Linked DNA regions of Mus musculus: all the other regions are linked to region 1. The links are chromatin loops, found by intact Hi-C in ENCODE. Cell type or tissue: left cerebral cortex. All regions are shown on one strand. Region 1 holds the start of Mal2 (mal, T cell differentiation protein 2). Region 2 overlaps Colec10 (collectin sub-family member 10). Region 3 has its middle 68 kb from the start of Colec10. Region 4 overlaps Colec10 (collectin sub-family member 10).

Evidence for each region. A loop is a pair of places that touch in the nucleus more often than their neighbours do. Peaks named below come from ENCODE experiments on the same cell type or tissue, not always from the same donor. Only the 100,000 strongest peaks of a DNase experiment are listed, where the experiment ranks them.
Region 2: a loop joins it to region 1, with 2.4 times the contacts of the local background. A loop is called at or near these places in 2 of 42 quality-filtered maps.
Region 3: a loop joins it to region 1, with 4 times the contacts of the local background. A loop is called at or near these places in 4 of 42 quality-filtered maps.
Region 4: it touches region 1 in a loop (5-fold over the local background); 4 of 42 quality-filtered maps call a loop at or near these places.

Annotation. Positions count from the first base shown.
Region 1 is chr15:54,568,794-54,576,793 of GRCm38, reverse strand. It overlaps Mal2 (mal, T cell differentiation protein 2), which reads right to left and starts at 5,428. Exons shown (of 4, transcript NM_178920.4): 1 at 5,157-5,428. The coding sequence starts at 5,285. In left cerebral cortex, a CTCF peak has its summit at 4,338; DNase peaks (open chromatin) are centred at 3,841, 4,821, 5,470, 5,565 and 1 more place; H3K4me3 peaks cover 2,869 bases; H3K27ac peaks cover 2,071 bases.
Region 2 is chr15:54,428,101-54,436,100 of GRCm38, reverse strand. It overlaps Colec10 (collectin sub-family member 10), which reads right to left. Exons shown (of 6, transcript NM_173422.3): 2 at 1,037-1,108. Among named protein-coding and RNA genes, the nearest start is that of Colec10, 21 kb to the right of the region's middle. In left cerebral cortex, a CTCF peak has its summit at 3,932 (motif pointing left); DNase peaks (open chromatin) are centred at 3,934 and 7,407.
Region 3 is chr15:54,475,036-54,483,035 of GRCm38, reverse strand. No RefSeq gene overlaps it. Among named protein-coding and RNA genes, the nearest start is that of Colec10, 68 kb to the right of the region's middle. In left cerebral cortex, no CTCF peak of the experiment used is centred here; DNase peaks (open chromatin) are centred at 2,680, 3,121, 3,698, 4,195 and 1 more place; H3K27ac peaks cover 2,666 bases.
Region 4 is chr15:54,464,046-54,472,045 of GRCm38, reverse strand. It overlaps Colec10 (collectin sub-family member 10), which reads right to left. Exons shown (of 6, transcript NM_173422.3): 6 at 5,688-8,000. Among named protein-coding and RNA genes, the nearest start is that of Colec10, 57 kb to the right of the region's middle. In left cerebral cortex, no CTCF peak of the experiment used is centred here; a DNase peak (open chromatin) is centred at 4,980; H3K27ac peaks cover 705 bases.

The sequences.
Region 1 (8,000 bases):
CAGAAAATGGTTTTCAATTGTATTTTACCTTTCATGACCACATTTCTTCCAAACAGAAGTGACTTTTTTTTTTTTTTTTTTTTTTTTTTGGTACAACCTCTTATCTAGATCATAAGAGCTTTCAGGTGAGGAGGCATCCAAATAGTTTTGTGCGCACTAGGAAGTCATTAAATCTTCACTCTAGTAACACTGAGAGGATCTGACAAATGTAACTTTTGTTCATGAGAACAAGTGTGGGCATGGCATGGCATGGCATGGCACTGTGTTAGTGTGAACAGCCTTGGGTGTCAGACCTCACTGTTCCTATTAGTTGTGACATCTGCTTTGCTGTTCACTGTCTAAGTGAGGCTCTCTGGTCCATGAAGTTTCTGGGATTCCATTGTATCTACCTGTAATCTCACACAGGAGCAATGACTGCAAACAGAAACTACCCCAGAGGCCAGCAATTCTCGAGTTCTAGTGTTTGAATACAGGTCCACATACTTTTGCTTCAAGTCCTTTACTCCTTGAGCCATGGTCCTAGGCCAGGAAATGACAATTTTACTGTTTCAGTCTGAGCAAAAAAGCTTGGCTTTGCAGATGGGATGGATCCATAGGTGAGATGGTCTCTGGGTGGCCTTTTCTCCAGTCTCTGTTCCATTTTTTGTCCCTGCCTTTCCTTTGGACAGGAACATTTCTGGGTTAAAAATTTTGAAATGGGTGGGTGGCCCCATCCCTCAACGGGGGGTGGGGGGGCATGCCTATGTACTGGAGGTGGCCTCTTCAGGTTCTATCTCTCCTTTGTTGGCCATTTCAGCCATGGGCTCTAGGAATTCATCTCACCTGCAGACACCAAAGCCCCACACTATAGTTGATGTCAAGAAGCACTTGCTGACAGGAGGACAGGAGCCTGGTATGCCTGTTCCCTGAAGTTCTACCAGCACCTGACCAATACAGATGCAGATAATCACAGCCAACCATCAGACTGAGCCTGGGGACCCCAATGAAAGAGCTAGGGGAAGGACTGAAGGAGCTGAAGGGAATTGCAACACCATAGGAAGTACAGTATCAACTAATTGAACCACCCAGAGCTCCCAGGGACTAAACTACCAACCAAAGAGTATACATGGAGGGATCCATGGCTCCAGATACATATGTAGTAGAGGATGGCCTTATCTGACATCAGTGGGAGGGGATGCTTGGTCCTGTGGATGCTCGAAGCCCCAGCATAGGGGGATCCTAGAGCTATGAAGCAGGACTGGGAGGAATACTGTCATAGAGGCAAAGGGGAAGCGAGGGAGGGATGGGATACGGGGTTTGTAATCAGAAAAGGGGATATCATTTGAAATGTAAATGAATAAAATGATTAATAAAAAAGACTTGGCTTTGCAATTCTAACTTTGCGTTAAATTTTATAGATACATGGTAAGGATATATATGGAAAGAATAACTTAGTCCAAACTCAAAAAGGTTGGCAAGTCAGAAAACCAGTGGTAGAACATAACATCTAAAAACAATTTCATGAATGCAAAGTTGGAATATGCTCCACTTATGAAAACAGGTATTGTAAATTGCCCTACTTATTGGGGGGGGGGCAGGCACTATTTACAGAGAGTCATAAGTGCAGTACAGTACCAGAGACTGGAATTAAATTCCTTGAGCAAAGTTAGTATGAGAACTGAGTTCTAAGATCACAGTCTCATTAGCAGAATCTCCTACTGATAGATGAAACCATCTTCACCGAATACAGCTTGCATAGCTTCAGACAGCAACATGACCCAAAACGAAGAAATCTTGGCGGTAAACAGATTTCAATGGAAGGCCAAACTTTAAAGAGAGTATAAGAGATAGCTAGAAACATTAACAGAAATTAAAAGATTTGGTTCTCCGTGTGGAGTTTACTTAGTATTTGAGACTGTGCCTAGGGAATCCTCACATTTAGTTTTCAGGGAGAGGAACCATGGGAGTCTGTGACTTAGGAATCAAAAAAGGAACAAAAAAAATCCTAGAGCAATCACCAAATGTAGGGGACAGGGCGTTTCAAGTGAGTCACTTCTCTCTTGTCTGAACACCCCTCAGGGTGGGTACTCTAGTTAGAAGACCACGGAGGTGATCTGGCTGCTCTCTTCATCTTATGATCCAGTATCACTGAGCATTCCAGAAGGACGGGGGCCAAAACCTTTGGTTTGGCTCCAGGAGGACTCTCATTTCCGTGAGGTCGCTGGGTTCATTGGTACATTTTGATCCTCCCCATGGGGACAGGTAACAGAAGTTCAGGGAGGAGGTAAAAAGATAACTTCAACTTAAATTTGGAAAGACATTTGACCATTAAAAAAAAAAAAAGAAAGAAAGAAAAAAAATTGTAGGGCTGGTAGAGTAGCTTGGCCAGTAAGGTGCTTGCACTTTAGTCCTGAAGTCCTGACTTCAACTCTCAGGATGCACTTAAGACAAGCTGGGTATGTTGTTGTGTGATGTCTATGCTAGCTGAGCCCTGGCCAGCCACACTATTCTACAGGGCAGTAAGAGAACTTGATCAGCCCGATCCCCATGCTCCCCCTCAAAAGAGTTGACAGGATGGTGAGATGGTTCAGTGGTGGGATGTCTCTGACCTCAAGCCTCTGAACTTTAGTTTGACCCCTGGGATCCACAAAGTAAAAGTAGAGAATCCACTCCTGAAGTTGTCCTCTTACTTCCATAAAGTATTATGGAAGTGATCATGCCCCCCCTTGCTTCAATAAGCAAAATATGAAAAAGAAACAGTGGGCAGTCTCTGAGGAATGACACCCAAAGTTGTCCTTTGGCCTCCATATGCACTTGCACACGCAAGCATGAGCCCACACACATGCACCCACATCAACTGAACATGCATGTGTGCGTATGTGCATGCACACACACACACACACACACACACACACACACACACACGGTGCAAATTCAAAGAGACACTTCTATCTTTATAAGCGTCTGAGCACATGTCAGGGTTAGGTAAGTTTCCAGAGGAGCAGAAGTTTAAGAAAGCAGGAAGCAAGCTACGTTTTTGGAAATGTGTGAGATACTTCCTCACATTTCCAGGATCTAATCATCCTATCTGTTCTAACAAACATACATATTCACATTTGTGAGGAAATTCTCTTTTCTACACAGCCTGGTTCAAAGACTCTATCAGTGGGTTGCAGCTATACTATGTATTAGAATCCCCAGGGACCTTTAAAAAAAATTAGCTGACTCTGGGTGCTCCCCTAGAGACTCTCATTTAATTAGGCTGGGCTGGCATCAGGACTTGTAAGAGCTGCCAAGTTATTAAGTACAGCAAGAATTGAGAACTAACTACTATGGTAGATAGGAAAAGGAGATATGAAGTTGGGAGGGGCTCAATAAGTCACCTCTTTGCTTTGTTAACCTTTAGTACTAGTGTCCCATGAAGTGTGGCACATCCACAGGTGGATCCTGAGTATCACTTGATTTAGTAAGACTTCCGTGCACCACACACACACACACACACACACACACACACACACACATACATACATACATACATATGAAAGACTTCTGTGTGTATGTTTTACCTATATATTTGAATAACTATGAGGAACCAACCTATCAAATTGGAGATTAACTGTACATTACTCCTGAGGATTGAGCCTAACTTCTACCAAAGTTTAAGCTGTGCCTCTATGTCTCCAGATCCTCTGTAAATTTCAGGATAAGTAGGACGTAACTAAAGCCGTGGGAAGAACTCGTGAAAGAGGAAGCAAGCACGTGGAACTTGAGGAACACGGCAGGAAAGGAGCCCAGAATCTGGGAACTCTTTCTCTGCAACGCTTCCTGTTTTAAAAGCTGTGTCCCCTCCACAGTCAGGAGTCTGGTCCAACGCCATCTCCTCCCTGTTCCTCTCACATGGATGCCTGCCACCCACCTTAGTCATTCCTACGATGCTGAATTGGGCTCAAATCCGAACCCATGCCAGGGTCTTCTAGTGTCACACTCACTATCTGATCTCAGGTGCCACTGCCTGTGACTCATTCACTTGGGTCTCTTCTTTCAGATTCAAATCTGAGCTAAACCCAAGGTGGCTTGGCTACCTAAGCATAATGGGGCAGAAAACCAATGCCCACAAGGTTTTCAGCTCAGCAGCACAAAAGGGAACCCCGAGTGACCTAGATCCAGGTTATGCAAACTCGCAGGAGTGGATGAGGGTTGACATGAAAACCCTAAACAGAGCAAACAGAACCAGCCGACAGGAATGACACCGCTTTGCTGACATGTCTTTCTATTTGACATTCTCCCAGCATGACGCAACCCCAGTTGCCCAATTTCTATTTGCACATTTCCCCCTTGTCCACAAGGAGCTTCAAAAACTCCCAACTCCACAGCATTCCTTTCGCTAAGTTCAAGTGTCTAGTTCAACAAGGTGGCAGGGCAGGCTTGTGGCATCAACTTGACTTTGGGCGGAGCAAAGTGTTCTGAGGTGGTTTGGAATTCTCAGGTAAACTTAGAAAAGGACAGGAGGTGCAAAGGCAAGAGCTGAGGCTGACTGCCCCACTTCCACTTTGCCCCTCCATTTTCACACCCACTTGATTACACACTGCCTGCTGCACCTACAACCTCACCTTTCTCCCTGCCCTGTTCTTTCTCAATCCAAAGGGCACTGGCTATGGCAAGGGTGAGTCTGGTGAAAACCATACCCAGGCTTCAGCCTCCTCTTCCTTTCCCTGGCGCCTCCCGTCCAGGCTTTCCACATCCTAACAGCTTCCTGGCCACCCAGTCATCAGTTCACCTTTGCACCACCCAACAAAATGGCAGGTTGGCAACGGGAAAGGCCGAGAACGCTGGTTCCTCCTCTAGTCAAACGCAGCTCCTATCCAAAGCCCAGAGTCCCCGAGATCCAACAGGAGAGGGCTCCTGCCCAAGTCCCTAATCATGGGCCCCTAGCCTGATCGGTCTCTAGGGCACATTTCCATTCCAGGCCGGCGAGCAGGTGTCCGCGTAACAGGTGCCAGGCAAGAGGCCCGGGTCCTAAGTGGAGAGGACCCCGAGACTGACTCCAGTAAAAGGCCACTTCTAGAGGATGAAGGCTGAGGGAGGGGTATTCAGAGGGACCAACCCCGGGCTGGGGGCAAGGATGCTGCCTGTCCATGCTCCCGGGACTCGATCTTCACCTAAGCTGCCCCACTTACAATCTCCAGACAGACGAAAGCTCCGGAGTACGTCCTTAGGATGTCGGGGCCAGCGGGCAGGGTGACCCGGGGCGCCGGGAAGGACACGGCAGGGTTCGGGGGCGGCGGGACTGCTCCGCCGGCCGACATGCTGCCGCTGCTACGTCTCCGCGCACCGCCACCGCCGCCACCGCCTCCCGCGTCCCGCCGCCGCCTCCCGGGCTTGGCCGCCGCCGCCGCCGCCGCCGCCGATCCGATCCGTGGGGTTCAGGCGTGCTGCTCGCGGAAAGGGTGTGGCCACGGGCCCTCTGCCGACAGAGGCCCGCCCCGTCACGTGGGCACAGGTGAGCGCGCCTCCGCCCTAGCGACAGTCAGGGTCACCAGCACAGGTGTGGTGCGCCCCAGCCTCAGCGCCAGCTCTGCAGCCCTCCTGGATCTTCAGATCACTTGCTGCTCCTGCACTAACTGTCTGCTGGTTCCCACCTGCCCATCCCACTCAAGTCTCCCCGCTGGTCCTCACCCACTTTCCCCAGTTGGGTAGGAAGACAGAGGCTGTGACTCAGAAGGAAAACACCAAGTTGCCAGGCACACCTGGAAAATGGGATGCCTGTTTTAAAGGCGATTCTAGGGGGATTTTCAGGGTCATGTAGCACATTGGAGTCGTTGGCAGTGGGACCCTGGAGGAAGGCCTTGAGTCATTTCTGTTCTGGTCTCAGAAATCCGTACGAGGATGTCCACCAATGATGGGCAGAAGAGTTAGGTGTACAGGAAGCGATGTAGCTTATAGGATGGTAGCTATTTTTTCCAGTTTTGACGTCAATAATCATACACAAAATGTTAGCTTCATTACGTTTCCACACAGACACTTTTTATTCCATTTTCAGAAAGGTATTCTTTGCTACTGCTTTTAAAGACTTAACAATTATTAAAACAGAACAGGACACTACTACATATGAATCCCAAGCCCCAGTTTCCCCCCCTTGCATTCCCATTTTATTGGTTTTGCTGTCAATGTTCTGAAAGTGGAATGAACAAAGGGACATTTCTCAGAGATCATCTAAAGATAAGTTCCACAGATCAGCACATATGTAGACCACGTTGGTAAAACCTGACCCAGGCATGGGGATACACGCCCGGAATCATAGTACTTCACAGAGTGTGGATTGCCCTGAGTTTGAAGTCAGCATAGACTGCAAAGCTGGTAATAGAATAGCTTGGGATACCTAGAAAGAACCTGTCAAGCAACAAGAACAGCAATCAAGTATGTGGATATGTAAATGTGTGTCTACTATACACATATGCATGCGTGCACACATGTACACGGACACACAAACCTATTCGAGTATCGGACATTCTACAAATTGAGTCTTGTTCTGATCTATTAAGTTTAGCTCTTGAACTGTGAGTTGTTCCCTGCATGGGTTGTCAGCAGGTTTTACCCTATGTCTTCATTATTTTAATAATCGAAACTCTTAGGTGTGGTGGTGGCACTACAGTAAAAGCCACAAAGGAGGGTGTGGATGAAACCTTGTTTGGGCTTCCTGACACCACCACCTGTTAGTCACCAGTTTCTGGCAGTTCGTGTGTGCTGGCTATCTAGTAGGAAACCTCAACTTCTCTGTATTGCTTTGTTCAATCGATGAACTTTTCTGTGTCCAGATCCTGATTGGCAAGAGATCTTTATATTTTATTTTCTGCCTAGGCAGCCCTTAAAGGATCTTCAAAGGTGAGGCCACTCCCGAGAATTTGTTATGGAAATGCCCAGTAACTACATACAAGGTACCAAAGTGTTGTGGTGAGTGAACTTGGAATGACCTTGGAATTTGTGGATCCATTAACGACCTAAAACTTCACCTGTGTATATTTTAAAGGTGTCACCAAAAAGAACACAGTGACTACACCCTTTCCAGCACCTACTTTGCCATAACTGCTTTTGTACCCACCCCTACCTACTTTGGTTTCCCAAAGTCAGGAGAATGAGAGACTGTTATGTACCTCTCTCCTACAGAATAGCAAATCTGCTCCATAACTAATGCTCTTTCTGGAATGGACTCCCTTTCCATGATCACTATCTATATCAGTATTGTTTTTCTTGATGATCCCAATTTCATCTCCATGATGGCAACTCTAGCATCCGTTCCTTCCATGATTATTTCTTTCTCCACAAAATCAGCTCTGAGTTCTTAATAGTGTCATCCTCTTATCCATTTCTATGACCTCTAGCATGCCTTACTTTGCTGAGGTTTGGTCTTTTGCTATGTATTGTAACTCTGGTCCCCACAGCCTGGTTGCCCCCAGAGACAAGAGAATTTCCACATACACAAAGTACTGTCATGTGAACCTGTCACTTAAATTAACACCATTGGTTGAATAAAGATGCCAACAGCCTATAGCTAGGCAGAAGTTAGGTGGAGTTCCAGTTCCCTGGGCTTGGGGTCTGAGGAGAGACCACAGGGAGAGAGAAGGTGGAGAGTGAGAAAGACTCCATGGGATAGGTGAGTCATGAACACATGGCCGTGAGGGCTGGCCCATTGAATGTAAGAGCTGCCCAGGTGGAACCTAACTTAGAGGGTAGCTATGTGCCCAGCTCTACTACATTAAAAGCTTACTGTAAATATAAGAGTTGTGTATTTTACCTGGGAACTGAATGACCACAGGTGGGGTAGAAACCTGACTGAGATTAAATAATGACTACAGCATTGTTTTGCTTGTAGATTTTTTCTGAACCCCCTTTCTTTCTTTCTTTCTTTCTTTCTTTCTTTCTTTCTTTCTTTCTTTCTTTCTTTCTTTCTTTCTCTCTCTCTCTCTTTCTCTCTCTCTCTCCCTCCCTCCCTCCCTTTCTTTCTTTTTTTCTTTCTTTCTCCT
Region 2 (8,000 bases), 140 kb after region 1:
CACTAGATGTAAATCTTTGTCTTGTGAGAATAACTTAGCAGTTAGCTTAAGAACTTTTAGAATCATACAGTCTTTCTCAGATTGAGACCTAAGGGCTTGGGAGTCTTTTCCACCGTTTAAAACTTTAAAACAAGTGGTCCCTGGGTACGGTTCCCTGAGAGGAAACAACAGAGGTGTTTGGGAGATAAGCGGTGGTGATCCAGAGCCTTTTGCTTATTGACTGAATTTTAGTAAGGTTTACCCTTCGGTTTATTCATGAAAACATCTAAGTAGCTTTTTGTGTTACTGTTGTTTGCTTTGTTTTTGTTGTTGTTGTTTTTTCCTACAAGACCCTCCATCATTTTTTATTATAAGGAAAAACAAAGTAAAGAAATAGAGAAATTGGGAAAAGACAAGCATTTCAAAGGACCTTTCTTTGAACATAACTATTTCCTGACCCACCCCTAAACATACTTTCATGATTATTTGGGAACTTCACATCATGTACTCCATTGCACTCAGTTTCCATTCATCCCATGTCCACTGTCCACCTTTGTGACTACATCCCAAAAAGAAGAAGAAAAAAAAAGGGGGGGGGGAGGGGGAAACTAAGTCCAATTTGTGTTGTTCATCTACTCACTGGAATATGGACAAACTGTTCTCTTAAAGAAAACTGAGTCCTTCTTCCCCTATATCCTTGCCCTCAAAGTTATGATACCTATGTTTCTTAAAACTCATCATCTTATATTTTGTCAGAGCCTGCTCCTCCCTGAGCCACACAGTGTGAACAGTCTTAATGATACAGCTTGAGAAATACAACAGCGTCTAGCCTTGAGGCAAGTCCATAGGGACCCTTCGCTGGTCAGGTAACCCATACCTCAAACATATTATATCTAAATCTGTGGTAGGGAGCTTGTGAATTTGCTAATTTCTAAGACAAGAGCCAGGGGGGAGAGAACAGGGGTGGGAGAAGGAGGGACAGAGGGAAGAGGAGATGGAGACAGAAGGGGGGAGGGGCATTGCACATTAGATTGCCCATTTCGACAGGCTAACTTACCTTTTGGTCCCTGGCGTCCCACTTTGCCATCCTTGCCTTCTTCTCCTGTGTCACCTCTTTCACCATCATCCCCTTTTAAAACAAAGCAAGACAGAGTAGGTCATCTCAACTAATGACTAAGCTCAATCTCCCCAGGGGGATGAGATCACTCAAAATGCCATTGCAACTTGAATTGAGAATGGACCAAGGCCACAAGAATTAGACAGCTGAAAAGAAAGGATATCCATTGTAATCATCACAGCAGCTCTGGTCCACATAAGAGTGACTATCAACAGTCTGTCATGGATGGCAGAGAGGCTCATGGACTCTTGAATTGCTGAACTCTTGGCTATTTGTAGATGCTAGGAGTTCAGAAGGGGATCATTGTCTTTAACTTTGAACCCTCTGCTGAGCCCACAAGAATCTAACTCATGGTCATGCAGAATGTGTTGGTTAAATTAAGTGGGTCAAAATGCAGGAAATAGAAATGAATGTGTAAAGAAAAGAAGAGATAAATAGGGGTGGTAGGGAGTGAGATGCTAGGGCATTGTTTCATTGTAGATCATGTAATCTCTCTCTATGAAGTTGTCAAGTAACTAGTTAATAAATTAATACAAAAGAAAGTTGCAGTATATCTTCTTCTTCTTTTCTCTCATTATTAGTGGGACCCCGCAATTTGAGGCATGGACTGGGAACTAAGAATAGGAGACTAGGATTAGCAAACAGCTGACAAGCAGCTGTATGTGACAGTGACTGCCACAGCCACAGACGAGTGGACCTTTAACAATTAAAACTGACTGAAGGAGTGTTTTACTAAAACGTTTACTGAAATGGACTATGAGTTAGAAGGCACAGATAATAATATCATGCTAGTTGTGAATAATTTCAGTGATTCTTTGATATGTTGCTGGTACAGCTTATTGATTTTGGAGGAAGATGAATCCAGACCTGAGTCGCAGCTCTTCTGTCACCTATCTGGAGAAACATAAACAAATGGTCATCTTTTCTGAGCCTCACTTTTCTTTCATGAAAATTAAAATAATAACGTGTGGGCTACTAAGAAATTTCCATGGACCAATATACACACAAGATAGGAGCACAACTGGTGTGTAATTATGGTGGCTACTGTTACTCCTTCCTGTATTCTGTGTTTCCTTATCATTAGTGTGGGGTATTACCTGGCCTCACTGACTTGTTCAGTTGTTTTGGAATCAACAACATAAGAATGTGAATGTGCTTTGGAAATAAAGAGCATAACACATACCATGTTGTGATTATATACCCACATTGTCACCATGGCAGCCTCCGGACAATGAAAGCATGAAGAATAACGGAAAGTGAGATTCCAGGTTGTGAGATTATCCAAGCATCTGGCTGTTTTACAAGGCTGACTACAGGATCCTTCTGGAACTGGCTTTTACAAAGATGCTTAGATGATTTCTGTGGTCAGACTAGAGGGGTTGTGTTTGGATTGGATGGCGTTTTCCAGTGCTGGGGGTGGTGGTGTTTATTTATCAAGGTTAATATGTGCTGTACACTCGAGCTAAGGATTTTGACATAGAATTATGGTAATTCCAGGAGGTAGAAACTATTCTCACTCTAGTTCATAAGTTAAAACAAAAGCAAAGAGAAAAATCCAACAATAACAAAAATACCAGCAAGATGCTGTGTGGTTAAGATACTTCTGAATTATCACAGGGTCTCTGAGTATCCCAGTGAGAATGTTCCCATGTCTGTTTCTGCCCTCCCCATGTAAATTTAACACATTCTCTGTAGGCTTCAGTGGCTCCTAGCAGATGGTAGATTTTAGGAAACTTGACGTTTGTCAAAGTTTTCAGAGAGACAGGGGAAAGTTACCAGGAAAAAATTGACAATTTGTATTGCCTTCTAAACAAGAAAGATAGTCAGGATTATGTTAGTATTCCGATGACTAAATTCATGCAGAATGTATCCCAGAGGTAGAATTTGAGAGACTTGGCTTTGTTGCTCACTAGCTGAGCAATTCTGCATTCTGGGAGTCCCTTTATCTTTTTTGAGTCTTGTTTCACTCAGTGCTAGAATGGAAAAAAAAATTTTATTTGTGTGTGTGCATGTGTGCGTGTGTGTGTGTGTATGTGTGTGTCTTTCAGAAAATTTTCTCCCTTCCCCCATCTTTTTCATCTGTTCTTTCCTTTATTTCCTCATTTTTCACCCAGTGTGACATTATATAGAAAACTGTTATCTTCTCTACCATTAGAAGACTGAGCTAAATTCTTCTGGTTACCTTTTTATACTAAATGTGTCAGCTCATCTATGCTTAAAGTTCATGTTCAGTCGTCTAAGAGCTGAGGGATAGGCTGCCATCCTAAACATTTTTTTTGTTTGCACATAGAGAATTTGCTTGAAATGTCATTGAATTGTCTATATTTTGTTTGAACCATATGATACTTTGCGAATGTTATGATAGTGTTATTGAATATTATGAGCCAAAGTGTCCATTCTACCTGAGATGTACTCTTTCATCCAATCCCCATGACCACCTTTCAGAAGGATGCTATCCTCAGCTCCATTTTACAGATGAGGGAATGAGGTCAAGCAGAGGTGAGGCAAGGTCTATCTGGTTATTGTATGTGTAATGGTAACATTGGGATTCATATTTTGGGTATCTTTCCTCAAAGTCCATGTTCTGCACAATTGGCGTGATTTTATATGGATTTTTATTCTCTCATTCTTGGGACCTGGATTGTGGATCCATGGAATGGGACTAAAGAGACAATTCCTGCTCAGTAAAGGGCCAGATCATAAAGTCACTTGAGTGTGAGTATTGGTACCATTATTTTTTCCCTTCCTCCCTCCCCTCACTGGGATATCTCTCATTCATTTCCAAGCAAGTGTCTCACTGGTGGAGGCAAGGTGAGTGATTTAGTCATTTGCTGCTCCCTGGTGGCTTCTGATGAAAGATCCTAAAAGAGAGAAACAAGATTATAGTTCCTGTGACCTAAATGACTGCACCAGCCTGCCTGCAAGAGCTGAAGTAAACAACCTGTGTCTTAGTCTTCCACTGGGGTTCTGGCTATTTAATCTTTGAGAGTTACTTTAGTGAAAACAGAAGGGAGACATAAAAACAAGCACCGGAAAGAAGCCCCTCATTTCAATGTTGTTTTTTAGTGTCTTGGGAATGTTTTATGAGATTTCTTCATTTAAAAAAAATAACTACTTACATTTATTTAAAAAAAAAAAACAAGCTAAGCTAAGCTATAATAGACTAATTTTAAGTTTCTAAATTTTATTTGCTTGAGCCCCTCCAGGTCATCAGCATACTATAATAATCTCCCCAGCAGAATTCCACCACAGATTACAGTTGGCCGCCTTTTTAAAGTTAGGATTTATTTGAAATTAAATAACTGAACTCAAGTCTGTACCATGAATTTAAATGGAATAAATATGTAAAGGAATTACCACAATCATTTTGGAAATGCTAAATAAAATCACTGGAAAGTATGTCTTTCCTAATGTTAAAGTAACCTTAGAGACAGGAGAAAAGTTGTTAGCAATCTTTTCTCTGATCACCCTTAGAACTGGATGGGGCATGTGGCGTGAGACCCCCTGCAAGGATACACTCTACCCTATAGCAAGCTCCTCCCCCCTCCTTACATTTTGTTTCCAAATTTGCCAATTCTATCTCCTGTTTTGAAGCTTACAGTACAAGGACTGAGATAGCCTCAAGGAATAAGGCTATTATACTCAACCTGCACTTTCTCTTCTCCAGATACTTTGCTAAAATACATGGTCTTTCTTGTGTTCTGCAATTGTTTGTATTGCTCATGTTTATCAATTTATCATTCCCTCAGTGCCTTCATTTGCCTTCCTGTCTACCCCATTTTTTTTCTGTTCAATCCTTTCTACACAGCTCTCCCTGAGATACAGGGAACAGATTGAATTGTTTGAAAATTCACATTTCACCTCTCTGAGACTTAATTTTTTTATATTTATAATGAGAAAAACCACATATTCCACAGGACAGTTTCAAATTAAAGGCATCTCATCCAATGTGTGAAGAGTATTCACTTACTCATTTAATGTGCTCCACTGTTTGTATTTTAATGGGGAGTTAAAAAGCAATTATCCCTATGTATTCACTACCTCAACCCCTACCCGGTAACTTTATTACTTTTTTGCTTGACTGCACGGTTTTTTACTTCACGCTATAAAAATGTTTATGCACTTAAAGATGACAGACAGATATACCAGTACAAAGATAGAGCTACTAGCTTGATGTCACTACCTGAACTATTTTTTGCTGAATTTTTTTTAAGAATCCAATTACAGACATGACAACATATCATCCTTAAACATGTCAACAAATGTCTAAAGGCTAGCAACAGCACCTTATGTAAGAACATTTCCATGGCAACAATATTGAGTCTTATTCAAGTACTTGATAAGATCTGCTTCATAGAATTCTTGTGGTTCCACTTACTATCTGCCTATATGATTATACTCTTTCAGTCTAATCTTGTAAGAAGGAGAAATGAACAGTTAGAAAGAGAAGCCAAAATTCATTGGAATGAACCTGAGTTCTTTGAAAACAAATCATGAACAATTATGTCATTTTTCTTTTCTGTTGAGAGAACTACTAATAGACTGAAAGGAGCTGGGGAAGACAAATTCCTACTGGTCATTTACAGAAAGCAATAATCCTGAGAAGGTTGAGTATAAACAGATTATATCCAAAGGATCTAATCTTACACATCAAGAGTTCCAGCTCCCATCAGATCACTTATCTTCTGCTAGAGTTTGGATGGAGAGAGGTTTCCGGTAGTCTATGTCTTAAAGACTTGAGAGGTAGTGAAACCTTTAGCAGTTGGGACATAGCATTGAGTCCCTTGGTCATAGGTAACATTCCCTTGCATGAGATTTAAGAATCCAGTCCCTCTCTTCTGCTTCTTTTCCATGCACTAAGCAGTTTGTTTTTTCATGACCTCTGCCATTGCCATGTTTGCCACCACTTATAGCCAAAAAGTAATGGTTTTGCTCTAATACCAAGCATTAAAGTAAACCTTTTTACATGTTAGTTATATCAGACATTCTCTTACAGTTATGGAAAGTTGATTCTTCCAGGCTTACAGTACAAAACAACCAGTTGCATCTTAATTAACTGCGACTCTTGTCTTTAAGTAGGAGGTTGTTCCATGGAGGATCTTACAAGATAGATTGCAATGCTTTAAGAAGATGTGACTTTGTATTATCAACTCATGCAAAGTTTAAGCATGGAAAATGATAAATTCAAATTATCGATGAGCTCTGAAATGTCAATTTACAAACTTAGGTATCTGGGAAGAACAGAGCCATGCTAGATCCACATGCTTGAGCAATTTGCTCTCCTCTTGGCTTTGTTTTCCTCTCCTCTATAATTGGATTGAAGATCCATTGAAGATGCCTGGTATCTTGCAGAATTGAATATTTAACCAATTTTTAACTTTCTATGTAAAAATAAATAAGCACATTTATCTTAAAAAAGATGTAATTTGTTAAGGGCTTTGGGAAAAAGTGCTTGGATACTAATTCAAATCTGTACATATGAATGTACATTTATGTATACCCTGGATATACATGTATGAGATAGGCTCAAACTTTAAATTTCCCAAATAAAAGCTCTTTAATAACATGTTAAATAATGTATAGTTCCATTTCATTAAATCATTACATTTAATAAAAAATTGAATGATAATAATTTTAATACATAATGTGTTAAATTATTTAATCAATTATTTAAATTTAAATTAAATTTTATACTAAACAATTAACTTCTATTCTTCAGAATTATTGAGAATGGAACTATTTGAAGCTTATGTGAGATTATGGATGGTCAATTTCATACTGGAATCCTTGGATCGAATGTGTTCCATTTATAAATATTATATATATACTAAATAGTAATCCATTGATTTTACTCTTGGTATATTTTTTTTCTGGGATGTGACCCTATAAGGAACCACAAATTTCAATTTAAGGATTTTAATTAGAACTTCCATAATCTATAGGAGAATCAATCTGTCTTTAGTTGTTTCAGACAAGATGCTGAATATATCTTAACAGCACAAGAAAGAACAAGCTTTACACAGTGGTAACTATAGAGGAGAAAAAAGCCAAGGCAAGAAATGTGAGCCCAGAACAAGTTGGTCAAGCATGAGGCTCTAGTATGGCTCCATTGCTTCCTGATACAGAAATCTGTTAAATTGGCATTCTGTCTTCTGTTTGTTGTTTTGGCTTGTGTTGGATTCTTTCACTTGCTAATACAAGTTTCTCAATAATTTAATTACCAGATGATGATTAAGACAACAACATCCTTATCCATGGCAAGGGCACAGCCTCAAGAAGCCAAAAATCAGTATAACAAATGCTAAAAGAATCTGTTACAGGAGCAGAAAAAGAGCCATCTGCATCTATCTGCCCACATCCTCAGCTCTCCCTTGCTTTTGTTAAAAAAAATGTAGACTCTCTGAGAGGGATTCAATAGAATATATTCACATGTAAGGTAGGTGCACAAAAATGAGACAATGTATAGTTTTGTTAGTATATTATACCAAATGTGTTCTCAAACACTCTCACCAATAAGAGCTCATGTGAAATTTTATATTCTGTTGGGTGGTGTGTTCCTGAAAGTTCTAGGTCACAAGCCTTCTAGGCACAAGCATGCCTATGTCAGGATTGTACTTTAGCACAGAGAATTAATGCTGCTCCCTGATGGGTACTCCTCCACCACCTCATAGCTTCCTACTATAAGGTGTCATCCCAATATTGGATAGATCTGAAGTGACATACTGTCTTCCTTGCATTCCTAGCACTTGGCACCAAGTCTGAGCCTGAGTCTGAATAGGTGCCTGTTCAATAAGTGGCCTTGAAATGAAAGGAGTGACATCCCTAAAGACAAGAGGGATAAATGTGAGCTTAATGACAATACAGTCAAATGAATTTGTGATTGATTGAAATGTCATTCCCCATA
Region 3 (8,000 bases), 94 kb after region 1:
CACACCTTTCCTGTGAATCACAGGAGGCTATCTCCTGGACCAAAGTTCTCACTTGTGGACACACAGAGGTCTCTCTTCAGTGACCACACCCTCCCATTTCCTCTCAGACGTACAGGTATCAGTGCTGCTCCATTTTTGTCAGCCTAAGATTTCTGTGTTTCTCCTTGCTTTGCCTGGGTTGTCATTATCTATCCTTGGTTTAAGTTTACGCATTGTGAGTACAGCTTCTGTTTTGTGCCAGTCCTCTGATAGACGCAAGACCTGGAGGGAGGTTAAAAAAAGTCATCAGCACCGGTCAGTCCTGGTGGCAACATTTGACTTCATTGCTTGCTGTGCTGATAGAAGAAAGCAAAGCATCAAAGACAACTTTCAAGTTACAATCTCATATTCATAAGCATGCGGATTATAAGTTCCTTACAGGCACATGTTCTGTTCCTACTGCCACGGGGGGAAACCAATTATTTATAGCTTTGTTTATTTCAGTGTCTGGCACCAGATTTAATAAGTACTCGTTACTGGTACTACTTGAAATTTACTAAAAAAGAGATAGTTTAATTTATGATTAAAACCAATTTTTTTTTCAGATGTCTGCTCTGATGAAGTCACCATCACTCGTCAATAACTTCTGAATGAGATTTAGGAAGAATATTTATTAGGCATAACCAGAGTAGACCATGTAGAAAAGTTTTATTCATGTCTTTTCACACCAACAGAACTGAAGTAAAGTAAAACATGCAGATATAAATGTGTTAAAATACTATGAATCATGACAATGCATGTTATTTTGACAGCAGCGCTGCATGTGTTCCATATGTACATGTGCATATCTACACCTGACTTTCTAACCTATTGGGAAAATACTGTATTTGCTAATTTTCTGCTGCCCTGTATTCTGATGTTTCAACATTTTTCTATGTGACACTTAAAAGTGTCTTTGTTTGTGTGCCTGTCACGATGCACATGGGATGAGCTTAGGAGTCAGTTCTCACCTTCCACCTCCTGCCTTTGAGGCAGGGTCTCTTATTGCTCTTCACTATGTATGCCAGGATAATTGGCCTGCAAGCTGCAAGGGCTCTGAAGTTCTCCTTTCCCCCATATTCCATTTCACCACTGAAGCTTTGGGATTTCAGTTATCCTCTACTACATATAGCTCCACCCACGACTTCATATCCTGAGATCTGAAATAGACATTCACACTAGTGCGGCAAGCATTTTACCCCCAGAGCTGTCTCTTCAGGTCCACAATGATGTGACACTTTAAAAACTACATTAGCATGTATTGCACATCATACATTGCTTATTACTTTATATGTATTAAGACCTACAGCAATCTAGTGTGGTAAGTTGTTTATTCCTTCCATTTAAGGGGAAGGTACCTGAAACACAGAGTTGAATGATTTGTTTAAAATCACTGTCTATATCCTTAACCTAGATCTTTCAATACCATTATTGTCCTATGTTTGGTATGCTGTCCCTTCTAGAGCCCACAAAAGGGCTACCATCCCTAGGTCATTCTACACTGAGAACACTTAATTTTGCTCATGTAAAATATATGTGATTCATTGTACCTTATTTATTTATTTAGAGACAGGTTTTCACTGTATAGTGTTGACTGTCGTAGAATTTACTGGGGTAACCTCAAACTCACAGAGATATACCTGCCTCCACCTCCGCAGTGCTGCGATTAAATTGTGTGTCACCATACCTGGCCACATGATTTATTTTTGACTGAATTCTCTTCTGTAAGAAAAGTATTTCAATTGCTAGGCATAATGGGCCACTTAAACAACAATATTTTGTTCTAACTTATAGGAATAAATATTTTTCATATCAAAAAGTGTCGTGTGTGTGTGTGTGTGTGTATACCAAAGAAAAAGAAGCAATACATGTGAGAGAAATTAGGATGTAAAAATGGTATCTGGAGAAGGTTGGGGAAAAGAATGGAAGAGAGAAAGTAATGTAATAATTATATGTTAATTAAAACTAAAGAAGATTCACCTCAGTAATCTATAGGGGACTAATCTAACTTTAATAAAGGAATATCCATCTATGGGGTCCAATAATGAAATACTATATGAAGGAATAGGTACTCAAACCCCTTCAGTCTCTGTCTTATAAAAGCATGCTGTGAAGCTCTCTAACTTTTTCCTTCTTTACTGTGGCAACCTATGAGATTAAAGGTGACCTATTGGATCCTTATGAGGTGGAAAAGCATGCTTAGCCTATTCTCAACTGTAAATTGAGTAAAAAATGAACTTTGTTATTCTGTGATGCATAACCAGAAAGTCTATGCCAATAGTAACTAGAGTAGAATAGGTGCCTTTAACCTAGGATTTTAGAAATGGCTGGGTAGGACAAGAACATCAAAATTTTAGGTCATTACTGCTTGCCTCAGCAAGGTGATATATAAGTGCATGTCTAAGAAAGGAACTGGCCACTCCATGAGTGAATCAAGAGAAGCAACGCATGGGAATCAGGGTCTTGCCATGTAAGATGCTGAATCCTTGATGATGAGAAGCCCTAAGAAGTTGAATAAAGTCCTAATATAGCAAATTTCAGCAGAACATAGACTTATTAACTGTATTTCCAGAGATTCCACAAGAAAAAAAAGGCATTGGCTTAAGAGAGATTATGGTGACAGGTTGGGTGAGCCAGGGACTGATCCTGGAAACATAGACATAGGACTTGAGAACTCCTCTGTCAAAGAACTCTGCGCTTGCATATGGGGCTAAAAGTAAGCAGACCAGAAACCTACTTACTTCTGAATGGTTTACATTGCTAAGGAAACTACAATCCTTATCTTTAAAAAAATCATTTGATTTTTTTCAGACCTCAAAGTACTCTTAGGTCCCAAAACCTTTGAAGAAAAAAAGTCAAACTGCACAAGTTATCACAGCTCAAGGATAAAGCATGGTCTCCAATATCCACATTAGATGTGGCCAGGGAGAACAATGAACAAAGGAGATGTCCTTGCCACAAAATGATGGCTGGCAGAATGCCTCAGTCGAAGGCATTCTCTTTCCTCAGAGAGAAGCCCTGCTGATGGGGTCAGCAAGTAAAACTGCCTATGTGCACTTATCATAACTCCCAGAACAAGCTCCAGTTCTCAAATTGACAGTATGGCCAAGTTTCCAAATATAATGAGTCATCTTAACAGAAAAAATGTTGCTTTAAAGAACAGAAACAGACATTGTTTCATCCCTGAAATGTAAGCTTGAAATAAGTGTAAATACAAAATAAGATGACGACAGGCATTGTAACAATTTGAAATACATTATAGAGCTTGCATGCTTGCTGTGTGGAAAATTGCAATTGCTAGCGCCCCATTTGGGAAACTTCCAGTAACTGGTCAAATACTCAGGGAAACTAAAATCTCTGTGAGTTTGAAAGCGATATGGCATTATAAAATTGAATTCGGACCAGCAGTTACATCCTTATGGTCTTATTCATACAGTAAGCATAGTCTGGCTGGTTGGATCGAGGTTCAAACCAGTGTTCTCAAGGTGGAGCAGGTCAAAGGGAAATGTTGCCTTTTATTACCAGCTTTAGTTTAAGGCTGAGGACTCATTATTTTACACCAAAATAAATGCCCCGCACTGTGGAATAACAGATCACATCTTTTAGAAGAAATCTTGAGATGAGATGCAATGTAACTGCAAATGAATTCATGCTTACATCTGTCATATCTGACAAGTGTCTCTGGGCTGAATCACTTGGCAGGAGCAAGTTAACTGAGAACCGGAGGATGAGAGAGAACAGAAGGAAATAAGGAGTGTGGGAGGCATTCTACAATTTAACAAGAAGACTAATGATGCCTTGTGATAGTTATATATAAAGTTCCACTGGTCTTAGGACACTGGGTAGAAGAACTAGATGGTGTCAAGACTTTTAAGATAGAAAGTGCTGAGTAACTATGATGGTGGAGGCATAGCCTACATATACCTAAATACATTAGTTGTATTTTACATATTTCCCTTCTCCTACTCAGCTCTTCATTTAAATTTAAGTCAGCACAGTTCAAATACTAGTGCTTCCTATGAGGAGGATTAATGTATCGATCTCTGGATAGATAGATAGATAGATAGATAGATCTCTGGATAGATAGATAGATATGAAGAATATATCAACTCTATGGCTAACGAGATCCTCTATTATACCCTCACACTTGTCATTGTAATGTGTTGGAACATGGCCCAAGAATGGAGTTGTGTAGAATAATTCTTAGTACTTGTGAGAAAACTCCAAGAAAAGAAGAGTCTTGTGACCTAAGTTTTTTCAAAAACACAGAATTGTTCTTGAAGTGTGTTTTCAATCTCCTCCAGTCTGGCAGACTGGAGTAAGTTTACTTCAGATTATTCATTACACTTGGCTATTATTATTTGTTTATATGCCTCTATGGAAATAAATGCTTTTGCTACATGCAATTTGTCTGCTATGTGTGACTTGTCCTTATAACTGTACACTTTACTCATGTGACTCTTCTTAATAAATTGTCCAATGCTCTGAATAAAGTTGGCTGATGAATCAGGCTTTAGTCTGCCTTATTTATTGACTCCATTCTCCTAAGGTCCTACAGCCTTTAGAACAGTGGCAAGAGTAAAATAAGATCAAGAACAAGCATTTGGGGCAACTACAGGTGCTGAGTCCTGCATGGTCATGGAAGAGATAGTGTACCTCATCGCCTCCATGAATGTTGACAGTTGCTTGGCATGAAGCTTGTTTGTTTAAAAATATGTGTATTTTACTTCATGTTTCTCCCTCGGGAAATATTCCCCCTGCCAAAGATTTTAGGTAATATCCTCTTTGTCAAGTTTAATGTCTCCATGATAATCAGAGACAGACAGAGTCTGGGAAGTGAGGGTGTATTTATGTCTTCAGCAAAAATGGTAAACTCTGTGACCTTTAGGATAGCTCTTAAGGCTGTGGGAAAGAACTCTAAAAGCACAGGTTCAAAAATAATTTCTCAACTATGCAAAATACAAGGATGTAGTATGAATTATATGAAGGACTTCACAGACCTAAAAGAATATAAACAGCAACAGTGTGAGACAGTTTGTCAGAAAGATACAAAGGCAGGAAGATTCCTGAGTTCAAGGTCAGCCTGGGATAGAGTGGTCCAGGTGTGGTTGGAATGGTAATCTCAGGATAGGATCTCACACAGCCAAGTTTATTGTTTGTACTTACAAAGGTAGGGAGATATCTGAACTCATTTGCAATTTTAAAAAATATGCTTGCTGTCTTTTTCTAAGAATCAGGGGGTTGGGGTGAAGGTATGCTGATTCATGGGATAATCAAAAGGGAATCTGGAGTAAAAGACTCAGCTTTGGTCTGTGAGAACTGACTGTCTGCTTGAGCTGCCCGGAGTTCTCCAGAGAAAGCTGTCTTGAGCAGAACACAGGTCACCAGCTTGTACCCCATGATTGACTTTAAGTCTTTTTTTTTCTTGCTGCTTTCAAACACCCCTTCTCTCAGGACCTCTCTCCAAGATGAGGCTGGTCCTTAGCACACAGGTATTATGTTATTGTGTCTGATGTATTGGCTTTCTCTCTGAACTGATAAAGAGGAAGAATGAGAGTCTGAACTGTATCAACTTTCCTCTAATATGACAAAAAAGCAAAACAAAACAAAAAACAACAAAAATGACTAAGATAACCAAAAGATTAAAATACACTGGATTTAGAGCTGTCATAATCAAATCATGGTCCTGTCTCCTGTTTTCTTTCTTGCTTCCATTTGTGTGAGCTGGACTTCTGTCTCTTGTAATTGAAACTCCTAACTCAATAAGCCTTCATACATTTTGTATCACATCAGGTTTTTAATCATTCCTCCCAGTTTTCAACTCCAAGCCACATCAGGACTATCTGTATTAATCTTAGTTTTCCATTGCTTGCTGCTTTTTAAAATTCAAGGTCTTCAAATTTTCTAGCTTTTCTCGATTCTTATAGGAATATTCCGCATAGGCAAAGATTATCCTCAGTTGGCTTCAGAAACATGTTTGGAGTTTACTCTGTTTGGGCATTTTATTTGCCCATTTGATTTTGTTTCTGTCTGGCTTTATACCTTGTTTAGATACTCAAGATGCTGAATTTTATACAAGAAATGGACATATTGCCCTCTGGCATCTGGTTTGGGTTGGTCAATGTGCAGCACATATCAGAAACAGAACAGAGGATTCAGGACAACTCCTGAGCTTTTGGCTTCCCTCCCTGACTGGATGCACAATATCTTCTGATTTCCCAGGAAGTTCTTGCCAGGTAACTCTTGTGTGAATGTCTGTCAGGATCTGTAAGTTGTTTCAACCACTAGCTGCAGAGGCTGTGACTTCCCAATGTGTTCATTACCCAGTGAAAATTCTTCTCGGGACCTTCATAAACACATCACCTTCACGATTCTTCTGAACTCCCTTATGTATATGGGCCATGTTTCTCAAAGTTTGCACGATAGCATCTTGCACAAAATAGGACCCATAGGTAGCAGTGATTTTGCATTCTATTTCCAGCTCTACCACTTATGAAATAGTTGGATAGACACCAAGTTATTACTTGTTATATCCTGGACACTATTTTGACATTTGCTCTATGAAGATGAATGTGGCACCATAAGATATCATCCATAAAACTCAGAATAAACACTTGACAGACACAAATCTATAGCACATCACATTTGGACTTCACAGCCTCTAGAAATAAGAGAATTAGATATCTGTTGTCTATAAGCCACATAACTTTTTTCTGTTCCTTCTCAAGACAGAGTTTCTCTGTGTTGCCCTGGCTGCTCTCGAACTCACTGTACAGACCAAGCTGACCTTGAACTCAGAGGTACACCTGCCTCTGTCTCCCAAGTGCTGGGATTTAAGTCCTGTGCTATTATGCCTGGCTATAAGCCACATAACTTACGACATTTCCTTATAGCAACATATTTGAACTAAGAGGCAACAACACACCAAGTGAATAAGCATAAATCAGGAAGGTGAACCTTCTGTGAAAATTACTAATAGATATATAGGTTTGAAAATGTGTATCTAAAATTGCAAATGATGAGGGTGAACTTATAGAGAAGTTTATAAAGAATGCATATTCATTCATTCATTCATTCATTCATTCATTCATGTTGCCTGTGTCCTGGACAGCTCTCAGCCCGATCCTACCTGCACTTGGGGATTGGGAGTAAGTTGGTGCAGAGTCAAAGACACAGACTCTGGGAGCAGGTGAGAAATGCTGCAGCAAGCTCTTTGAACATTGATGAAAATTCCTTTAATACCCTCTACTCATGCTCACATTGGTCCCAAGAAAGTATCTATTCCAAACAGCAGTTCCTGATTGGCTGGCGTTACTTGTACCAGCAATCCTTGCTCTCTCAGGCAGTCCTCAATTAGGTCCTCCTGCAGGGATGCTGGTGTCACAGGCAGTCATCAATTAGGTCCTCCAGTAAGAGACGCGTCAGCAGCTGCACTGCCCTCAGTATTTACATAGAGGCAGCCCTGCCATTCCTGCTACACATTCCCTCATCAAAATGTAGGTTTTGCAGGACCAAGGGGGCTCTCTTCCCATTGATGGCCAACTAGGCCATCCTCTTCTACATATGCAGCTAGAGACACATGTCCCACCATGTGTTTTCTTTGATTGGTGGCTTAGTTCCAGGGAGCTCTGGGGGTACTGGTTAGTTCATGTTGTTGTTCCTCTTATAGGGCTGCAAACCCCTTGAGCTCTGTGGGTGCTTTCTCTAGCTCCTTCATTGGGAGACCCTGTGCTTTGCACAATAGATAACTGTGAGCATCCACTTCTGCATTTGCCAGGCACTAGCAGAGACTCACGGGAGACAGCTATATCAGGGTCCTGTCAGCAAAGCTTGGGGAGTCTTGTGGAAGAGTTAGGGAAAGAACTGAGCAAGCCCGAGGGGTCAAGGACACCACAAAAAGACCTACTGAGTCAACTAACCTGAACCTGTAGGGGCTCAAAGAGACTGAATCACCAACCAAAGAGCATGCAGGGGCTGGAGTA
Region 4 (8,000 bases), 100 kb after region 1:
GATTTTGTTTCCCTCCTTCACACTGCAAGTGTTACTGCCATAGTACAGGAAAAATACAATGAAAAGACCTAGCATTTGTAGATGCATGTGATGGGGGCATTCATAAACTGGGTTAGGTATTATCTTTAGATTGAGACATCTCCTGAACTCTTGGACTGTAACCTTTGGAGCTGAAAAAAGACTTACTGCCCAGTTTTCTAGGGGCCATTCCAGACACCATTCCTGATTTTGTTCCTTCCTTTCATCTCTACAAGCAAGCTTGCATCAAATACTACCCATGCATTCTTCCTTGACTTCTTACAGCATATCCCTCTTCATTCTTACTCTGTTTTCTTCCATCTCCATTTTGATATTGGCAAACCCAACAGATGCTTTTAAGCATTTGATTACTTAAACTTTCAGGGACATTCAATGTAAGTGACAGTTTTCTCTTTGAGCACTTTTGAATCTATTACTACATTTCCAGCTGTTTTTCTTATGTCTTACTAAAGGAATACGCCTCATTTTTCCTTTTTAAACTTGTCATATACCTGACAGAGCATTGATGCATCTCTCTACCCTCATCTGGAAAACTTCTCTGCAGTAGATGGTGAATAACACAGTGGCCTACAACTGCCCAAGATGCTGAGAATAGGAAATCACAGAATGTTCAGCCATAAAGATAAAATGGATACTGTACCCTGCCATCCAAGGCTCAGGGGTCGTTACTGAAAAGGGGGCCAAAAAGAGTGTAAGAGCCAGAACTAGAAGACAACTACAAAGAAGCATTATTTTTTCAAGAAAGCAGCAGATCAGCTGCAAATACAAATCCATAGAAGTTATAACAGCAATACACACAAACCTGTGAAACTACAGGCTGGACCAAATCCCAGCATGGAGATAGGATCTAGGCAAACAGCCCCACTCTTAGCCATAGAGATATTGGCAATTGTTAGCTGCTAGGAGAGGGAGAGACAGTCTTTTCTAAAAGTGCAGACTCTGGTAAGTCAACTACTGTCCAGTTGAGGTCCACATATCCAGGAGTATTTAGGCAGTACAAGTTGGTCTTGAAGAGTTAAAAAGGAAGACATAGAGTTGGGTGGGTGTATCTAGGAGGAATTTAGAGAGACAGGCAGCTATGATAAAAATTTCAACTCTGAAAGAATAAACATTTAGAATAACTTAGATCTCAACCTACTTCTTATATTCAACATATTTTCTTTAAGTAATCACACATCTGTACCATCAAGTCTTAATCTATGTTCATGGTTTCTATAGTACTCTATAACCAAACTTGGAAAGTACAGGAAAGAATGTAAGTGGAAACCATCTAGGTTTTATGACACATGCTCAGATAATATAAGATTGCAAAGTTGACACTAAAAAAATGTATGAATCTTAGAATGTGGTCTTTAGTTATGTGTGACATGGCTGCTGAGTGGGAAAATCAAAGTCTTATATGGTAACATAAGTTGTTTCTGACAAAGTCTTTTGAAGAAGAAACTTGATGGCCTAGGGCTTCTCTACCATAGTGTGTAGACTTCTCGTCTCATGTGGGTTTGCAGAGCACCATCAACAGGAGTGAATCCTAATGAGTAATAGATAGGAAACTTAGATGTATAAGCTTAGATGTATAATTTGGTAGATATCACTCTTGATTAATTAATCAAATGCACATGAGTTTTATTTCTTCAGCACTTTAAGTCATTCCTTACTTCTTTGATCTAGGTCTAAGATTCTTAGCATATGTGTCATATAGTAAAAATAATCCAATAGCTGATTGGAGATGAAAGGAAATAAGGATAGCATAACTTCTGTGTCAAAGTGGCATGGCAAGAGATGAGCCAAAGACTTATTGGGCACATTCCATTAATGATGGTAAAAGAGAATTTATCTTGATGTTTTTGAAAGGTGGATCAGAAACTGACTGCCCTTGGCTGTTGTGGAATAGTTGGGGAGAACAATTGAGCACAGAGATATGACTTGGAGACGTCGTTTTCTTCAAGCACATCAGTGTTGTTCAGATGGTTCTCGGAGTCAAACTGCTGCCATCTCTGTCAAACCAGCTGGGTCCTCCACCCACCAAAATTCACCTGAAGAATCGAGGCTTGGTGGTATTCTAATAATTCTGCCACAGGGAGACAGAGACAGGCAGGTCTCTGGGGATCAACAACCAGCCTGCTTAGCCTATTGGCCAGCTGGAAGCCATTTAGAGAACCTGTCACCAATGTGTTTGACAGGCAGACAGACAGACTGACACACACACACACAGCAGTTTCTAAATAAGTGGGAAAATGTTACTTATGAATTTTCTAACCATAGACATCTCTACATAGTGAGATGTTTTAGAAACGTAAGTTATAATAATTTTTTTGTGTCAGTCTCTTTGAAAATACAAAAAAGATGGTATAGGACCCTCTTCCTTCAGAAGACCAGTGTCCTTGATGCAGGGGTGGGCATTATGTCCCTAGGGGTCTGCAAAATGGCTAACAGCCCTAACCCCTACATTTTAGAAAACTCAATAATTTGAGTTATACCAAATGCTTGGACTTTTATCAATGTTCATTCCACAAATCACCAAGGTCATGTTTATACTGTGAAATCACTCACAAAGCAAAGGTTGTGCCCTCTACACACAAGCTCTCAGTTCCGAGTGAACAGAAACCATTGTCTACCTGGTTCCTGCTATTTGAAGTCTCTGGTAGTTTTACTGTCAAATTCTTTGCATTCCTGAGTAATTTATGAGCTTGAGGTTCTGGATCATTCTTGCTTTGATCATAGCTTTCCTTTCTATTAGCTCTTGGGCACTACCAGTCACACTATTCTCATCAGACTATTTTCAGCCTTTGCATGAACCTGTTGGGATGATAGATCCCCAGTTCCTTTACTCTTGACACAACTGCTTTCCTTGGTACTGATTGCCAAAAAGAATAAAGAGCATCTGCTATGATAATTAGGAGTTAGTCCCTCCTCATTTAGGTTTATGGACTCAAAATGGCTTCTCTTAGTGTAAGCTTTTGAACTAATGGATTTCTTTCACCACAAATTTAGTGAAGTCTATCTCGGTTCACCCAACCTGGATTGGTAGTACTTTAACAGCTGTCAGGAGATAATTTGTCTGGAAAGAAAGCAAATCTTTTTTCTTTATCAGACACCTTTGTAAACTCCTGGAAGAACACAGATGAAACTATTGGTTGTGAAGAAGGTAGCAAGGCCAACTACTCCATGCAGTGGAGAGAGCAGAAGTCCCCAGCCATGCACTGGGCATTAGAAGTCTTGGAAAACTAAATATTTAAGATTTTGTCAAATTTGATTCTTTTCTGTACCATATTTCATCTGTTCTTGGAAAGTTCTTCAGAAACTTCTGTATGGTCAACTATATCTACACTAAAATGAGCTAGTAATCCTAAAGCCACATCACCTAGGTGAAAAGCAATTTGACTGCTTTTCTGCTCCATTTGATTTACTGACTGGCAGAAGAATTTTTAGTTCTAGGTGGTGGTGGTGATGGAGTCTGGGCAAACTCTTACCTCCTCCTTCTAAAGTCCCAGACACAAACCAAGATTCAATTCCACTATACTTCAGCTTGGGGAGCTGGAGTTCATTAGGGCTACTTACAGAGCATGAGTGGGGGTTCTGGCAAAAGCTTGGGTGATCCTAAAGCAGACACACTGGGAAATGTGTACCTGCAAGGATCCTTTCTTTCTCAGCTCCCAACCGACCTGGTATTAGATGTATTCAATGGCTGCACACTCCTATTGGTGAGCTATTCAACATCCCACCTTTCCTAATGTAATGGACTGCACGGGCTCAAACTGTGAGTCCAAATAAATTCTTCCTCTCATAAATTACATGGACAGAAAGTTGGTCATACCTATGAGCAAAGTAACACACTCCCTGTGTTTATTGACTGTTTTCTTTATTTTCTAAGCTTCTTTGGGCATGCAAGAGTCTCTGTTATGTGAAATAGAGAGATACAGGAAACTCAAGTACCAGTAGAATATTTCTTAAATAATTGAAGGATGTGCATCCCCCAACAGTGTTATGGTCACAAAAGTCAAACATTAACATGTCCTGAAAGTGTTTAGTTCTAAAATATATCCTTTCTGTTAGCAAGCTTTCTCTAGAGTTCCATTATGTGAATTGGTTCAGTAAATAACTATGTAAAGTTGTGACCTTCCAGAGAAAAATAATCTCATTCCCTAATGTCATACAAGGCAGACTATGATTCTCAGTTTTATATTTACAATCACCTTACTGGATTGAAAATGAATGTTACTTTATTTTCTCAAGTCTTGGCTATGCTTTTGTGACTTTTGGGGTATTTTACGCATCATGATTGAAGTTATGAGTACTCCTTCCAGGACTAGAATTCTCTCAATATATCAAAGAGTGTACTGTAACCAGTGACTATGTTCAGCCAGCTGCTGGAGGCATAACAAGTACACACACACACACACACACACACACACACACATGCATATATATGTTTCATAATGAGAACAATGCTTATGATACAGAGTTAAACTGCACAAGAATCTTCTGTTTCCCATAAGGTACTGCAAATTATAGATAAGGTTTGTTACAATCACAGTTTAATCAACTATAAAATGAGGTAATAACTTTGTTATCCTCTTCATATTTCACTATAAAACTGACCGTCTGGGCAAATAAGAGTTTTGCTGACTGTCAGGTATAGGTCAGCAGAATGATAAAGCAAGAAAAATTTGCCACTTGGCAATATTCATTCATGCACAAACACAAAGATATATTCTATCTTGTAAGGAAATAATGTGGGTGGATATACACATTGACATGGGACTTCTTGTTCACATAAAAAAAAATGAGTAAGCCAAAATAGTTGACTTAATATATTTGAACAGATGTGTCAGTGTTACTCTTTGAGAAAGGGTGATGCAAATCCTCCTACAAAATGTCTTCAGACAAGTTATTTTAGCACACTGTAGAAGAGAGATTATGCTAAAACAACACAGATACAAAAGCAGCATGCCTTTATATAATCTTGGCAATGCCTTTAATCTTGAACCTCATTACCATAGACTTGATGTACAAAGAAACCAAACTAAGTTCTTCTCATGAGCATGGAAATCTGAGCTGTCTTTTCCATTGTTTTCCCAGTTCTCAACATCATACCACTAGAAACGTAACAGATATACCATATTGTAGATGATCAACGCTGAAGTTAACAGACTGTGTTGTTATCCTAAACACAGCTTATTCTAACTACTTCCCAATGGAAGCATTATGTTTTTGTGAACATGGACTCTAATTTCAACTTCATTCTCCGAATTGCTACAAGACTCCTGTCCTTAACCCTTTCTATGGGATTTGCAAACCATTTATTTATAGTGTCTTCTCTAGATGTTAGATCCTGTATAATACACTCACTCCATCTCATTGAATAAATTGTCTATGATCGAGATGTCCCAGTTGATTGAGTATTTTCCCTACTTTTCATCTTTGCCTCTTGTGTCTAATGAGCACAATTCAGATTAATTGGTTGTGATGGAAACTATTTAGTATTTGAGAATGTTGTGGTACTGGATATTGCTTTGATAATGTTTGGCATGGCAAGGACAGTTCTTTCTCCTGGATCTCCTTTCCTTCAGAGCCTACTGTTGATTCCCCAGCTGATCTCAGGGCTAGACTTCTCAATTATAAGCAGCAAAACACAGAACAAGGATAATGAGTGCAAATTAGATGAAATGTATTTTATTTTATCACAATGGCTTATTAAATTACCCAAAGCATACAAATACAGACTGAATGAGCATCTGCTAGAATCACCGTGAAACACATCCCTATACTATATAAAGGTTTATGTATAAAAGATCAATGGAACATAGTCTTCAGTCCCTATTGATATGAGATATTTTCCCTCATACATGAAAGGATTCAGCTGTAGTTTGAAGGCCTGATATTCTAAAAGCAGCATAACTAAAACTTCTATTTTTTTAAAAAAAGATTTGTTTTACTTCTACAGTTATGTGCATATATGTGTATTTATGTGTAAAACTGTGCACATGGGAGGGTAGGTGCCCATGGAGTCCAGATAATAGTTTCTGTAGGCTCAGATTCATCAAAATCTACTTTATTTAGGGTTCTTAAATGTGTCCATCTTCATTCTAGCCCCCTGAACAAGAGGTAGAGGAGAAAGATGGTTAATAGGAAAAAGGGGTTGGGGACCTGTTTAGAAGTAGTTCTTTAGGGTGATTCCACTCTTCGTTGTCAGTATACCAGCAGTCCCGTCTAATAACATACATCAAACATGAATTACTAGTAGTAGCATGCTCCAGCAGAAACTTCAAGGCTGGGCTGGATTGCCACAAGTCACAATAAATGGCCAGAATCATCTGGAATACCATGAGAAGGTCTTTGGCTTGTTTTATTCTACAAAGTCAAGAAACAAAGACCAGCCAAAACTAGAAAAGTGTTACACAGCCAGCAAAGACCAGCAGAGCATGGCACAATGTTGCAATGCGAGAGCAACTCTTCACTGCTTGTGAGGATTCATTTATATGCTTTCTAAACATCACGTGCCCTCTGAGGTGTCTGTTTTCAGCAAAACATCATATGCCCTTTCACTAAACAGCTTCCAGGAAACATTACATGACATAATTGTGATTTTTAAAGAAACCAGAAACTTCCACCTCAGGTGTTAGATCCCTTGAAGTTGGAATTACAAACAAGTGTCAACTACATAATGTGGATTCTGGAACTTAACTGGAGTCCCCATGGGCTGTTGGCCACTGAGATATCCCTCCAGATGCCTGTGATGTTACTTTTGTATTCTAGAACTCATATTTTATGTAATTAAATATAGGGTTTCCATTTATGATATACTGATGTACATTTATATTTACTTAAGTAAATATATATCAAAATATTTTATATATCTCAAAATTTTCTTTGTTTCTCTCACATACCCATGGTGCATGTAGTTAGTAGTAATGTCTGAGTCTTGTGGCACTCATATCCTTGTCTAGTTGATATTCTTCCAAATACCTCACTCTAACTCCTCCTTAGCTGTCAGGGTTCTCTATGAAGAGAAAATGATAAGGTAAAGGACATTTAAATTAGCCCTAGAACATGGCTAGCATGGCTAGGAAGAGTCACAGTCAGCAATGACATTCAGGCAGCTGTGATGGCCAGATCTAGAGTTTGAACTTTTGCTCAGTGCTGATACAGGCGTATCACCCTGAATGAACCCACACCACCAACCTTCTCATCAGCGATAACCCCTACAAATCTCAGCCTCTGTAGGCAGTGCCTACAGGGATTCTGTTCACTTCATTTCTCAACTCCCCACACTCCAGCACATAGACCTTGCTACCTTCTAAATATGCATTCCAGGGAACTTTCAGCTTATACCAGGATAGGAACTTGCTTTTCTTCCAAATCACCAATTTGTTAATATCTTTGTTTCTTACAGCTGCAGTGTTTTCACTGGAAAATGGCAGTAAACATCCCTGCCTTGAGCAAGGAGGTGTAGAGCTTTTCCTAAAAGAGAACACGTTGAATGGTATATTTTCAGCTGGGCTCGGAATTGCATAGCTGTCACCCAGCATCCAAGAGGATAAGGCAAGAAGATTTCGAGTTCAAGGACAGCCTGGGCTATATAATGACACTCTCACTTGGAAAACAAATAGAAAAAGGTATTCATTTTCATAGAGTTCTGATGCAATGTCTTAAGAAGTTCTTCCAGGCAGAAATGGATAGATCTTATTCCTTGAAACTGTCATCTACTCTGAGAAGTGTCTTCCAAACTGAGATGAGTTACTGAGCGAATGACTGTTAACATTATAAATTTATAATGGAAATGATAGCATTTGCCATATGTTCAAAATATTCAGACTTCAGGGACTCAGAGCAATTGTAAACATGAATCCAACAGGAGCCGCCCTAGGCTGGGTTTGCTCTTGGCTGCCTCTCTCTTCTTTCAGCCTTTTCTTTTCCTCCACATGTTTCTGAGTGTTCCAATTCTCTGAGATTTTGGCTGG